Linked DNA regions of Homo sapiens: region 2 is linked to region 1. A link is a contact called in ENCODE Hi-C or POLR2A ChIA-PET data. All regions are on one chromosome and are shown on one strand. Each heading gives the region's core, a stretch centred on a gene start or an enhancer-like site at or near the end of the contact. The rest is flanking DNA. Distances are from core to core; before and after follow the strand shown. Region 1 holds the start of COA6 (cytochrome c oxidase assembly factor 6). Region 2 overlaps LOC107985364 (a long non-coding RNA gene).

Region 1 (6,163 bases), core at 3,664-6,163:
GAGAGAGAGAGAAATGAAGGGACAGCATCTTGGCGTATACCTATAGTTAAGGGGGTTGAGGAAGGCAAGGAGACAGCACAGAGATCTAGAAGAAATTCAGAAGATCGCTGTAGCAACACTGAAGTCAAGGGAATCGTTCTCCGGTCTGTGCCCGTGAGTAGGTGTCTGTGATAACTGCTTTGTAACAGTACAGATTATAAATAAAAGTCTGTGGGCAGCAACAGAAAAACAACACATACATTTTCAGTGCGACTGGGTCTGTCTGGCCCTGCCCACCAGTGGTTTGGGGATCTACTTCGTTCCGACTAGAGAGCACCCACTCAAAATTTCCTCTGGATGGCAACCCAGCACAACACGTCTTCCACCTCTTCACACTGACTCCTCCTCGCCTCCTCTCTCCTCCAAACATAGGCTGGGTGATTACACCCTCTTTGTGTCAAAACAGCACACTTGAAATCATTTTATGGCACCCACATTGTTCCATTTTAATCTTTAAGATTTTGTAAGGTGAAATGGTCTTTGCAATTGTTATCCTGTGTTAATTTTCTTTTTCTTATTGACACCACAAAATTCCTCTCTTCTAGTTTGTTTTTGCTCTGTTAGTAAAACCAGCATTTCCCAACTGGCGAACTAGACTTCTTCAGGGGTAAGGTGGGGAATGTTATTGCAACTCACTACATCTCTCTGGTAATATCTTCCTTGTCTATCCCTTAAGCTTACCACAGACCACTAGGAATTGCTTAGGTGCACGGTGGCATTTAGCACTAGAGACCACTAACTTTTGACCTCGAAGAGCACTTAAGATACTAAATTCATTAAAAATTTAGTAATAACACTACAAATATTCTGTGTGACCACTATTTTTACCTTTCTGTAAATCAAATTTATTAAAGATGACCTTCCTCAGGTCAATTACTCATTTTATTTGTTTAGAAATTGTGAGATATACATTCCTATGGAAAAGTGAATAAAACATATATGTACAGTTTATTTAAAGAATAATTATAAAGCGAACACTCAGGTCCATAAATAAAACATTCTCCGCATCCCAGGAGCCCCACCATGTGCCCCTCCCTGATCATATCTCCTTTCTTACCCTAGAGAGGAACATTTGTGATAATCATTTCTTAGCTTTTCTGTATAGTTTTACTACTTATGACTGTTATTTTAAACAATATAGTAGAGTTCTGCCCGTTTTTGAACTTTATGTAAGTGGAAATATTCTGTATTCATTGGTTGTCTCAGTATGGCAATTCACCATGTTATTGTAAATAATCGTTTGTTTCTCTTTGTTGCTGTATTATATTTCACAGTATGACTATACCATAATTTATCCATTCTATTGTTGATACAAGTTTGAGTTGCATAATGGTTTCAGCTATTAAAAAAATGCATATGTACAGGAAATTCTGTAGAGTTGCTGAGTCACAGTGAATGTGTATCTTCAATCTTACTAGATAATTCAATCTTACTAGATAATGCCACACTGTTTTCCCTGATTGTATCAACTTATGCTACCACAGTGTATGAGGATATTCCTTGCTTCTTCCTTAAAACTTGTTTCTGTCAGACTTTTAAATTATTTTTTGATCTGCTGGGTGTCTAATAGTACTGCATTGTTATTTTCATGTTCCTTTCTATAGTTACTAATGGGAATGTTGGTCCTTTCATGTATTAGTCATTTGCATTTGGTGCTGTGCCTATTTAAGCTTTTTGCCCATTTTCAAAATGGGCAAGTCTATTTCTTATTGATTTGTGTTATTTGTATATTCTGGATACTAATCCTTTTTCACTTGCTTCATGGTATTGTTTGGTAAACAAAAGTCCATTACTTTTATGTAGCCCAATATTTTTATGTATGTAACACATCTTTTTTTTTTTTTTTTTTTTTTTTTTTTTGACGAAGTCTCTCCCTGTTACCCAGGCTGGAGTGCAATGGCATGATCTCAGCTCACTGCAACCTCCGCCTCCTGAGTTCAAGCAATTCTCCTGCATCAGCCTCCTGAGTAGCTGGGATTACAGGCACACACCACCATATCCGGCTAATTTTTTGTATCTTTATTAGAGACGGGGTTTCACCATGTTGGCCAGGCTGGTCTCGAACTCCTTACCTCATGATCCGTCTGCCTCAGCCTCCCAAAGTGCTGGGACTACAGGCGTGAGCCACCGCACCCGGCCACATCATTTGATAATTACTGAGACTTTCCTTTATGGCTAAAAATTCCTCTTAACCTAAGTCATAAAGATTTTTTCTTATATAGGTCCACATAACTCACCTGAAATCCCTGGAGCCAGATGTTTGAAATATAGACTATTTTAAATATTAGAAGGGTAGTATGAAACATACAACATATATTGTATAATATTCTCAACAAGAACTGGGACAGTACCCATAATGAAATACATTAATATTTCTACCGAAAAGCATATGCAGTCACCTAAGTGATAATAACAACTATAAAGAGCCTCATGTTACTTTAAGTCGTATTTTTCACCAAATGAGTTCCAAAGTGTGTGGTGTTTCAGAGGTTTGGGGATTTTATAATTAGTACAAAAGTTATGGTAGCCTTATTCAGTAAGAATGGAATGATTTCAAAGTTTGTAGGAACTTACTGGTGGAGCCACGTACCTGGGATTTGTGTGTATGAAGATTCTTCACTACTCATTCAAATTATGTAATAGTTTCTCTACTTTTGAGTTGTTTTTCTTGAAGTTTGTACAGTCATCTAAATCTTATTTGCACTAAATTGTTTACAAGATTATCTAACTTTTTTGATGTCTATAGTATTTCTAGTTTCCATTCTTGATAAAGATTGTTGACATCCCTCCTTTTATAGCTATTAGATGTTTGCCAATTTTAATTTTTCTTTTCCAAAAAAAATCAACTTTTGGCTTCTTTCAACCTATTCTATGCTGTGGTGTGCTAGTGAGTTAGCTCCAAACATAAAATCCTGGCTTGTTGATTTCCATAGTGTAAACAGTCCCATCATGGTTGACTTCAAGCTACTTATTTGAATTGGCTCCAAACATAAAACAAAATCCTGGCTTGTTTGTTGAGTTCCATAGTGTAAACAGTCCCATCGTGGGTGACTTCAAGCTACTTATTTGATGTTATTGATCATGGAGTTGCCAAGAGGTGTGCACAATTGGCTCTCCTATGCCAGTACAGGCTGGCTCTGGTACACCACTGCTTTTATTTTCCATTTCGTTAATTTCTGCTCTTAACATTATTTCTGTCCTTCTATTTTCTGTCTTATTTTGCTGTCCTTTTTCTAACTTCTTGAAAAGGGATTTTCAGCTCAAGACTTTTCAGACTCTTCTAATACACTTACTTATGGCTATAAATGTCCCTGTAAGTGCTGCTTCAGTTTCATCCCACAGGTGTTGCTATTGTTATTTTATGGTTCAGTTCAAAATATTTTCTCAATACCATTGACTCTGTCTCTGTGTTATTCAGGCTTGTTTTTACAGTTCTTTATTGATTTCTATCTTAAATGCACTGTAGTAAAAAATGACAATTATTTCAATTTTCAAAATTTCTTGAGTTGCTTTATAACTAAGTATGTGGTTGACTGTGGTGATGTGTCTGCTTTCAAAAAACTGTACATTCTGATTTTGGTCGTGTTGTTCTGTACATATTAATTGCGTCATTTTTACATCATGTTATTCACGTTTCCTATATCCTTAACTTTTCTCTTGCTAGTCTTAACGATTAGTGAGAAAGTCCTGTTAAAATTACCCAATATGACCAGGCATTTTTTTTCTTTGTAATTCTGTCACTTCACTTTGTTTCATATGTATTTTTCATTAGGTACTTATAAATTTTAAATTTAAAACACATTTCCTTTTTAGACTCAGAAGTCATCTAAGACTCTTTCCTTTCATTCCTTTTATATCCCATCAGTCATATTTAAAAGATATCTATATGTAAACTGACGTCAATAGACATGATGTAAAAGAAGGGGGTGGCTCTGGTAAAGCTAAAGTAACTCCACTATGAGAGTGCATTAACTATGGGGGAAATACTTTCTATATTGCAGAACACATATTTGGTGGTACGTAGCCTCACATCGCCACCCGGAAAAGTCTGCATATATTGAATTTGGAATGGATCAAACTGCACTGAGTGCAAAATTGTAAATTGCATCTTATATAAATGTTTTAGAACTAGATGATGGAGCAGATGGGATCTATTAAGAGAACGGGGTGCCAGATGACTGACCATAAACATGCTTTTTAATAAAGACTCTGCTGAGAGATTAACTCATATATTTTCTAAAATTTTTATTTCTTGTTCATTTTGTTTCTAAGATATTCACTCACATATTAAAAATAACAACGTCTCAAAACATTTGAAGCAACTCTCTTCATCCCTTTTAAAAATACCTTGCTGTTTCGGGGGTTAAAAAAAGCCACAAGGGAGATTAAAACAATACAAATATTTATTTTCCCAACTCCCCTGCCATGGGTTCTGGGACGTCACCGCCTCTTTCTGGGGCCCGTTTCATCCTTTTCTTTTAATCCAAGAAGCGATGGTGTTGTGCGCCTGTAGTCCCAGCTACCTGGGAGGCAGGCTGAGGTGGGAGGATCTTTTGGGTCCAGGATTTTGAGGCTGCAGTAAGCCGTGTTCTCACCACTGCACTCGAGACTGGGCGGAAGAGCGAGACACTGTATCAAAAACAAAACAAAACAAAACGAGAAGGCATCGCGGCTCTGTAACACTCCGTCCAGCTCTCGCACTCTCAGATGCAAACTTCCACACAAACTCCTCGGCTCGCCTTGTCCCGCGGGACTAGCATATCAAGCCTTCCGGGACACACCGTGCGATGATATATACGTATATACCCCTCTTGCCCTTGAAGGCCGGAAGTCGGTCTTACAGATAAAAGCGAAACAGGAAGTCCCGCCCCTCTATGGAAAGTAAATGGTAGCTCGGAAGGGTCAAAAGAGTCCGCGGTTTCGCCGCGTGAGTTGCTTTTTGCGGCTGGGGAGGTCTACGCTTCTAGAGCTTGAGCCAGCGGGGCGACCCTGCAGTGGCAGGACTCGGCACCGCGCCCTCCACCGCCGGTTGGTGGCCTGCGTGACAGTTTCCTCCCGTCGACATCGAAAGGAAGCCGGACGTGGGCGGGCAGAGAGGTCGGCTTGCTGATGGGTCCGGGTGGGGCGCGCGTGGACTATGGGCCCGGGAGGTCCCTTACTGTCCCCGAGCCGCGGGTTCCTCTTGTGCAAAACGGGGTGGCACTCCAATCGCCTGCTTGGTGATTGTGGCCCCCACACACCTGTTTCTACAGCGCTTAGGTTCGAACAGTAACCCTGTAAACTAGGCACTGCTGTCCCCGCTTTACTGGTGGGAAACGGGCTCGGAGAGAATAAATGAGCTGCCCTAAGCGACTGGGACAGAACCACAGTTCTCAGCCGGGCTTTCTGAGCCCACGCTGCCGCCCCAGCAGGGATCAAATCACACAGTGTGAGATAAGCCTCAAGAGCGGGTGGCCTTATGCTGCCACTGAGAACTGATTGGGTTCAGTTGCCTCATCAAAATCCCTAAGCATGGTTTTGTTTTGTTTTTGTTTTTTTTTTTTTTTTTAGTTTTAAAGGAAGAGGAGATTGACGGTTTTCCTCTTTCCTTATCTTCTCTTCAGATTACAAAGTTCATTGTTAATCTCAAATATTATTTTGGCCAACAGCTTCATCGCAGTAGGAATGGCAGCCCCATCTATGAAGGAAAGACAGGTCTGCTGGGGGGCCCGGGATGAGTACTGGAAGTGTTTAGATGAGAACTTAGAGGATGCTTCTCAATGCAAGAAGTTAAGAAGCTCTTTCGAATCAAGTTGTCCCCAACAGTGGGTAAGTCACACTTTGATGTGTTTCTCTTCCCTGTTAAGATACATCGAGCTTATACTGTGAGTGGTAGGCTGACATGAAGCGCTCTCTGAGGCATGTCAATTAACAGTTTCTTTGAGGCGCAGAGAAAACCTTGCCTGGTAATTCAGCCTTATTTGACGCACTTACATCAGCTAGATCTTTGGAGAATGTCAACTGACACATTAAAGAGCATCGAAAAACACAACAAACATATGAACAGTAACCAAAAAATTCCAGTTCATTTCACTGGTAGACTTTTCCAGGATCTTCTGAAGGGGTAGTATTTAATCTTGGGCAG
Region 2 (6,163 bases), core at 1,839-4,338, 400 kb after region 1:
AACCAAATCACTTCTCACCACCCTGCTGCTGCCACTGGACCCAGCCCACCTTGACCTCTCACCCTCACTATTGCAGTAACCTCCCCAAATAGTTGCTCTTTGCCCTTTTACCAGCTAGTCTTCATGCAGCTGTTAGCATGAGCCATTTAAAATGTCAACCAGATCCCTTCACTCCTTTGATTAAAACTTCCAATCTTCTCATCATAATTAGAAAGAGAAAAAAGACCCAAAGGTGTTACCATGTGCTGTGATGTGAATGTTTGTGTTGCCTCCAAAATTCATGTTGAAACTGAATCTTCGATGCAACGATATTAAGAGGTGGGACCTTTAGGAAATGATTAGGCCCTGAGCACTCTGTCTTCGTGGATGAGATTAGTGCCTTATTCATGGCTGGCGGGAACTAGCGAACCCCTTTTGGCTCTCTGCCTTTCGCCCTGTGAGGAGCAGCAAGAGGCAGCATCTTGGACGCAGAGAACAGCCCTCACCCAACACCAACCCTGCTGGCACCTTGATATTAGACTTTCCAGCTTTCAGAACTATGACAATTAATTTCTTTTCTTCTTCTTCTTCTTCTTTCTTTTTTTTCTTTTTTTTTCTTTTTTTTTTTTTTTTTTTGAGATAGGGTCTCACTCCGGTTGCCCAGGCTGGAGAGCAGTGACGCAATCTCAACTCACTGCAGCCTCGACCTCTTCAGCTCAGGTGATTCTCTTCCTCAGCCTCCCGAGTAGCTGGGATTACAGGCATGCGCCACCACGGCCTGGCTCATTTTTGTATTTTTAACAGAGACAGGGTTTCACTGTATGGGCCAGGCAGGTCTCGATCTCCTGACCTCAAGTGATCCACCCATTTCGGCCTCCCAAAGTGTTGTGATTCCAGGCCTGAGCCACCACCCCTGGCCTAATTTCTATTATTTATAAATTACTCAGTCTCAGGTATTTTATTACAGCAGCACAGATGGACTAAGACACCATGGGCTGTATGAGTGGCCCCTCACCTGGCCTCACATCCTCTATGCATGCCCACTCCTGCCTTTTCCACACACACATTGATTAGGTCCTGCTTTGAGGTCCCTGACCCTGGGTGTTCTCTCTGCTAGAAATTGCTTCCCACAAATCATCACATGGCTTATTCGAAATGCTACCCCCTCAGAGATGGCTCCCGGATGATCCTATCTAGACTAGAACAGCAACTCTCATCACTGGCAGTCTCCTAATTCAGTTTCCAGCTCTTCAGCTACCTAGCACTCCTGCCCTTACAGTACCTGATTATTTACTGGCTGGTTGTTTATTTTCCCCCTAGAGTATAAGCTCCGAGATGGAAGGGAGAGGGTTCTGATGGCTGCTGCATCCCTAGGGCATGGAGTAATGCCCAGCATGGAACTCCCTGCTCTCCAGGAAGAACGCGCTTCCCGTCGTGAGATGCATGAGCACATCTCAGTCTCCAGGGCCAGTTCAGTTCTATGGACACAAGGAAAGGGTGAAATGCTAAGATCCACACCGGAGACACATAGGTGGATTCAGTGCTTTGGGATTCCCAGAGTCTGTGGCCAGTTCTCTTCACCAGTGGAGTCAGAGCCTACCAGGCCAGTAGAGTAGGGAGTGCACCCTACTTTAAGTGCTTTAGGAAAACCTTGCACCCACAAATAGCTCTACCACTAACTAATCTATCACTCTCTCTTAAATTTCACCATTAATAGTGCAATTCTTTTTTACAGGAAGAGGGGAGAGAACTAAAATGTACTCAGTAGTTAGTAAATATCAGGCAGCATTCAAGGTCACCAGCCATCCCAGTGTGCCTGGTCAGAGGGATTTCCTGGGACATTCAGAGCTAAAACTAGGATAGTCTTGAACAAATGGCATAGTTGGTCACCCTACTTCATTTCCTGGTTTAGCTCTCTCATCAACCATATGTGCATTTTACTCATGAGAAATCCTGGCCTTCAGTCATGAGGCCAATGTGGCAGAATTGGAGTCAAGGCTTCCATGGCTCCAGGGTCCAGGTCCTCTCTACCATATCCCAAGGGCCCCCTGACCTCCCTTCAGAGGCAGTAATTCTGAGATAGCTCTGTGCAGCTCTCTCCTCATAAAATATACTCTACAGCACTCAGATCATGAGATATGGAAAAGAATGGATGAAGGCTTGCTGGAAAGGCAGGGACAGATACTTTGCAGGAAAAAAAGGACTTCCAAAATGTGCGTGGCAACTTGGGGTTTCAAAAATCTTTGTTCTAAGGGCCGGAACTTTAGTGCCAACCTGACATTGGGAAGGGGTAAGAACTGATGAAAATAGTCCTAACTGAGAAGCACTTTGAGCTTCTGGGAAAGAGACTGCTGCATTGAAGTGGCCAGCTCTAGGTCACATCACAGGACCTGGGTGGGCATCATTCTTTCTGACGCTTGGCTCCTCTATCCTAGTTATTTGAGATTTCAAAGTAGTCATCTGGTTTATCTCTTCAAGTGTGACCACATAATACACTGTTCAAACAAGGACACTTCTAAGAATGAAAGGGGAACAATTCATAATTAGGCAAGGACAACAGTGGGGAATGGGACTCTGCCCCGGTTAACTGGGATGCCTGATCCCCCGGCCAGCTCTTCTGATCATGAGGAACTGAGTTGTGATCTTATCTTCTAATGCACCAAACAAAGCAGGGAAAGTCCCAGCCGCACGCCATTGCCACTGGGCTCTTCTGCCTCCCTCTGGTTCTGCCCCATGTCCCAGGGTCTAAAGAATACCTTTTCCCCAAAGGTCTAAATACTCCTTTGAGTCATTTGCATCAAATATCAGCATAGAAATGCTTACTTCAACTACTCTTTCTTGATCACCACAGAGTTTTCTGAGCACTCACCTTGAACAGGGCCTCTTCTGGGTGCTACAGACATTTTCAAGGGAGAGAGACCTCGCCCACCCATAGGCAGTGAGCTGGCTGGCTGGTGGGTGAGTCTGTTGGGGGGGGAACCTGCCCCTCCTTATGTTGCCCCTCAGTGACTGACCACAGGCTTTGGAAAAACCTCTTCAGCAGGGTACCGCTTACTCTGATCTACTTAAACGTTGACTCCCACGCCCTGAGGAGGAGCCGAGCGTGCCAGAGCAGCAGAATGCAACTTTGCTAAGATCAAAGTGCGAACCTGCTGAAGCTGTGTGTCTGAAATTACCCAGAAATCGCTTTGTGCTCACTCGTGGAGCAGAAGTGATGGTGAGCAAGTGTGCAGAGACCATGAAGGACTTGGTGCAGGGATGAATATTGTCTGCAGCTGGTTTTCTCCAGTCCCTGCCAGTGCACCCAGTGTCTGTTTCCGCACTACTGGGGCCCTAGGCTCAGCACAGTGCCAAGTACATAATAGGTGCAAAGTAAATATCAGTAAGTCATTGAATGCTCGTCTCCACGGACGATGCTGGGCCTGAAGTAGCCTAAGTTTGAATCCATGCAATGGACCATGGTCGAGGGCTCACGGCTTCATGATGAATCCTGGAATGTTAGCGCTAACAGTGTTCTTACAGGATCAAATCCAGTCCCAGTCAGTTTCAGCTGAGAAACTCAGGTGTGGGCCCAGAGAGTTTAAGATCACTTGTCCAAATGTTGTGAATGCCAGAGGCAACACTGGACTCAGGTGTTCTGGGCAGTAACCTTTGCTCCTCTCTCCCTACCACATGCCCCCCAGGCCAGCTGGCCCTTCTGACCAGCACCATCTGTCTGATGTCTCTTTGCCATTACTCGGAGGCCTAACCTCAGCACTGACAGGCTGCTTGACCTGGAACCTCGCCACTATGTCCTAGCCATGCTCCCTGACACCCCCGCTCTCTAGCAAAACTACTCCCTTCTTCCTCTGCATGCGATTAATTATCTCATACAGCATCTCTTTTCTTTTCCCACTGTATTCCTGTTGGTTCAAGATGTGTCTGCATTCCTTACCATTTTACCGGGAACAGTGTCTTTTTCATCTTTGTCTCTCCAGTGCCTCAATTGCGCCTACCACGCATGTATTATACAAATGCGCAGCTTGCTGTGTGACCATGGCCCAATTGTTCACCGTCTCTGGGCCTTCTCTTGGATTTATAAAATTAACGGGGCACTACTGACTTATCTCACAGAGCGGCTGTGTCCTAATGTATATATTGTTGCATAAATATCTTGGAAATGCAGTGGCCAACGACAGCGCTCAACAATAAATGCTGTGTGCTGAGAGCAAGTGTTAGAGAACTTGAAAGGAGGCTCTTCTCTCTGTGATGAAAGAAACGGAAGGTGGCTCTGCAGATCCCCTCAGATGATGCACGCTGTGGACCCGAGCACCGAGCCTGGGTGGGGAAGGAAGGAACTTAGGAGAGGTGTGAGGGCAAGGGCGTCTTGTGGAGAGAGCTTGACCAAACCCTGACCCTCCTCTTTGTAGAGCCCCCGGGCTCGTCTGCAGGGTCTGTGCAGGCCGCCTGCCCCCTGCGCCAGCAGGCGAGGAGGACAGCCTCCCCTTCTCAGCAGGACCCCTAGCCCTGCAGAGGGAGCTGGGAGCTGGCTGCTTTTAATTAGAGCCGCTTCTTTCCTGTTTTCCTTCGCGGCTGGTTTCCGAGCTTCCCTCACCCTCTGCTGATTCCCCCAAGCAATTTTTTTAAGCATCCAAACCGTCTGGGATAAGAAAGGAGAAAGCTATCATTATGTGTGTGAGCTGTGCGGTGGCTTCCGCTGGCTTCCCAGACGTTTGGAGGTCGTCAAAAGGCTGGCTCTGCTGTCTGGACATGGCCTGAGGAAGCCTGGTGCCAGCTTTCTGCTTCCTATGCCACCAGCTCTGCTTATGTATATATTGAGCACCTGCTGTGTGCCAGGCCCCCAGATGAGCAAATATAGCGTCAGCCCAAAAAGCTGAGAACTATTGTCATGGCTCTCTTAGGTCTAGAGCTGTGGCAGTGATCACCAGCACGCTGACAGAGGTGTGAACGGAGCACCCCAGACATGGAGCAGGAATGAGAACGACTGGCACGATGGGTTGCACCAACGAGAACCTTACAAGGAGAACACAGCCTCAATCTGGCTCCCGTTCCCTTTAGAACTCACTCTCGTTCATGGCTCGTGGAACCCACATTCATTCGGAACGCAAGAGGCTCCAGAAGGGCTGTCAGATTTAGCAAAGAAAAATGCAGCATGCACAGTGAGATGTGAACTTCAGATAAACAACATATAATTGTTTAGTGTAAGTATGCTCTAAATATTGCATGGGACATGCTTTTTATTATAACATTGAAGGTATATTTGCACTAAAAAAGGGATGTGTTGTTTATCCGAAATTCTCATTTCACTAGGCATCCGGTATTTTATCTGGCAACTCTTTTCCAAGGTCAACAGAGAGTCCTAGACCATAGACCAGAAAGTCCATTCTACCCGACACTGGGCTACAAGAAATGTATATTTGTGGGGATCAGCCACACTGGGAGAAAGATAGCTGTCTCATGTCACCAGGGTAGATGAAGAAAGGGTTCTAAAGCCTAGCAGCATTCATATGATAGGTACCTGGGCTTGTTTTCAAAGATCAGCAATCAAGGGGAAATGACAGAGACGCTGGAGGAGGCTGGTCCTCCCAGAAGCTAGTGGCTTGACCCAAGAAGGAAGAAAATGGCGGCTGCCTTCCCGGACCCAGGCTGTAGGCCGGGAATTCCCAGCTCTTTGATACCGTATTCCAACTGGTATGATCTGTTCGATGCCTGCTCTAGCTCTATCCCAAATATGTGTTATATGGCTTCCATCAATATTTTTTATGTAGTGCAAGCTTAATTTAATCTGAGAGTGGTTTAAGAATACACATACTTCTCAGCCATCAAAAGAACACGATTAAGAATCTCTGTGCTAGAAACTAGAAAGTTCTAGGAGATTACTGAAGGAGAGGCAGGAATGGGAACTGAGATGAAGAGGGCAAAGACTTAACCACCGACGGTCCATTTTTGGAGGAAGTGGCTGAGTGGAGTCTGGAAAAAAAAAAAAACAACAACCAGATAACCTGAAAACCAGCTGGGCTGGAAGCAAAGAGAGGGCCCAGGCATTAGCCCGGCCCTGGGGGCAGCCCAGACACACCCCAGCATTTCTCAGGGGGAAGAAGGCACAGCCTGCTGTTATTTACAAAGCTGTTGTTGAGAATTTTGAGGATCTCTTCCAGGTTCTCGCTTATGTAAATTCTAATTC

What was found. A loop is a pair of places that touch in the nucleus more often than their neighbours do. ChIA-PET counts read pairs that join two places held with the same protein, here RNA polymerase II (POLR2A). Pooled maps may share reads with other maps.
Region 2: a loop to region 1 is called in a pooled map, with 2.8 times the contacts of the local background. The contact joins the enhancer-like site here to the promoter of COA6 in region 1. A Hi-C loop is called at or near these places in 2 of 37 single-sample maps with no recorded cell type and 6 of 50 pooled maps. POLR2A ChIA-PET finds 5 or more read pairs at or near these places in 2 of 52 experiments (B cell and HEK293).

What each region holds. Positions count from the first base shown.
Region 1 is chr1:234,368,543-234,374,705 of GRCh38, forward strand. It overlaps COA6 (cytochrome c oxidase assembly factor 6), which reads left to right and starts at 4,914. Exons shown (of 3, transcript NM_001206641.3): 1 at 4,914-5,136; 2 at 5,688-5,847. The coding sequence starts at 4,925. It overlaps COA6-AS1 (COA6 antisense RNA 1), which reads right to left and starts at 5,051. Exons shown (of 2, transcript NR_125961.1): 1 at 4,881-5,051; 2 at 4,265-4,668. RefSeq lists enhancers at 4,102-4,926, 4,748-5,297.
Region 2 is chr1:234,765,788-234,771,950 of GRCh38, forward strand. All of the region lies in intron 1 of LOC107985364 (a long non-coding RNA gene), which reads left to right. Among named protein-coding and RNA genes, the nearest start is that of LINC02961, 8.8 kb to the left of the region's middle. RefSeq lists an enhancer at 5,619-6,163. Within about 2 kb of position 3,089, at least 3 of the 41 ENCODE cell types and tissues checked have a DNase peak (open chromatin) inside an H3K27ac peak, as active enhancers do.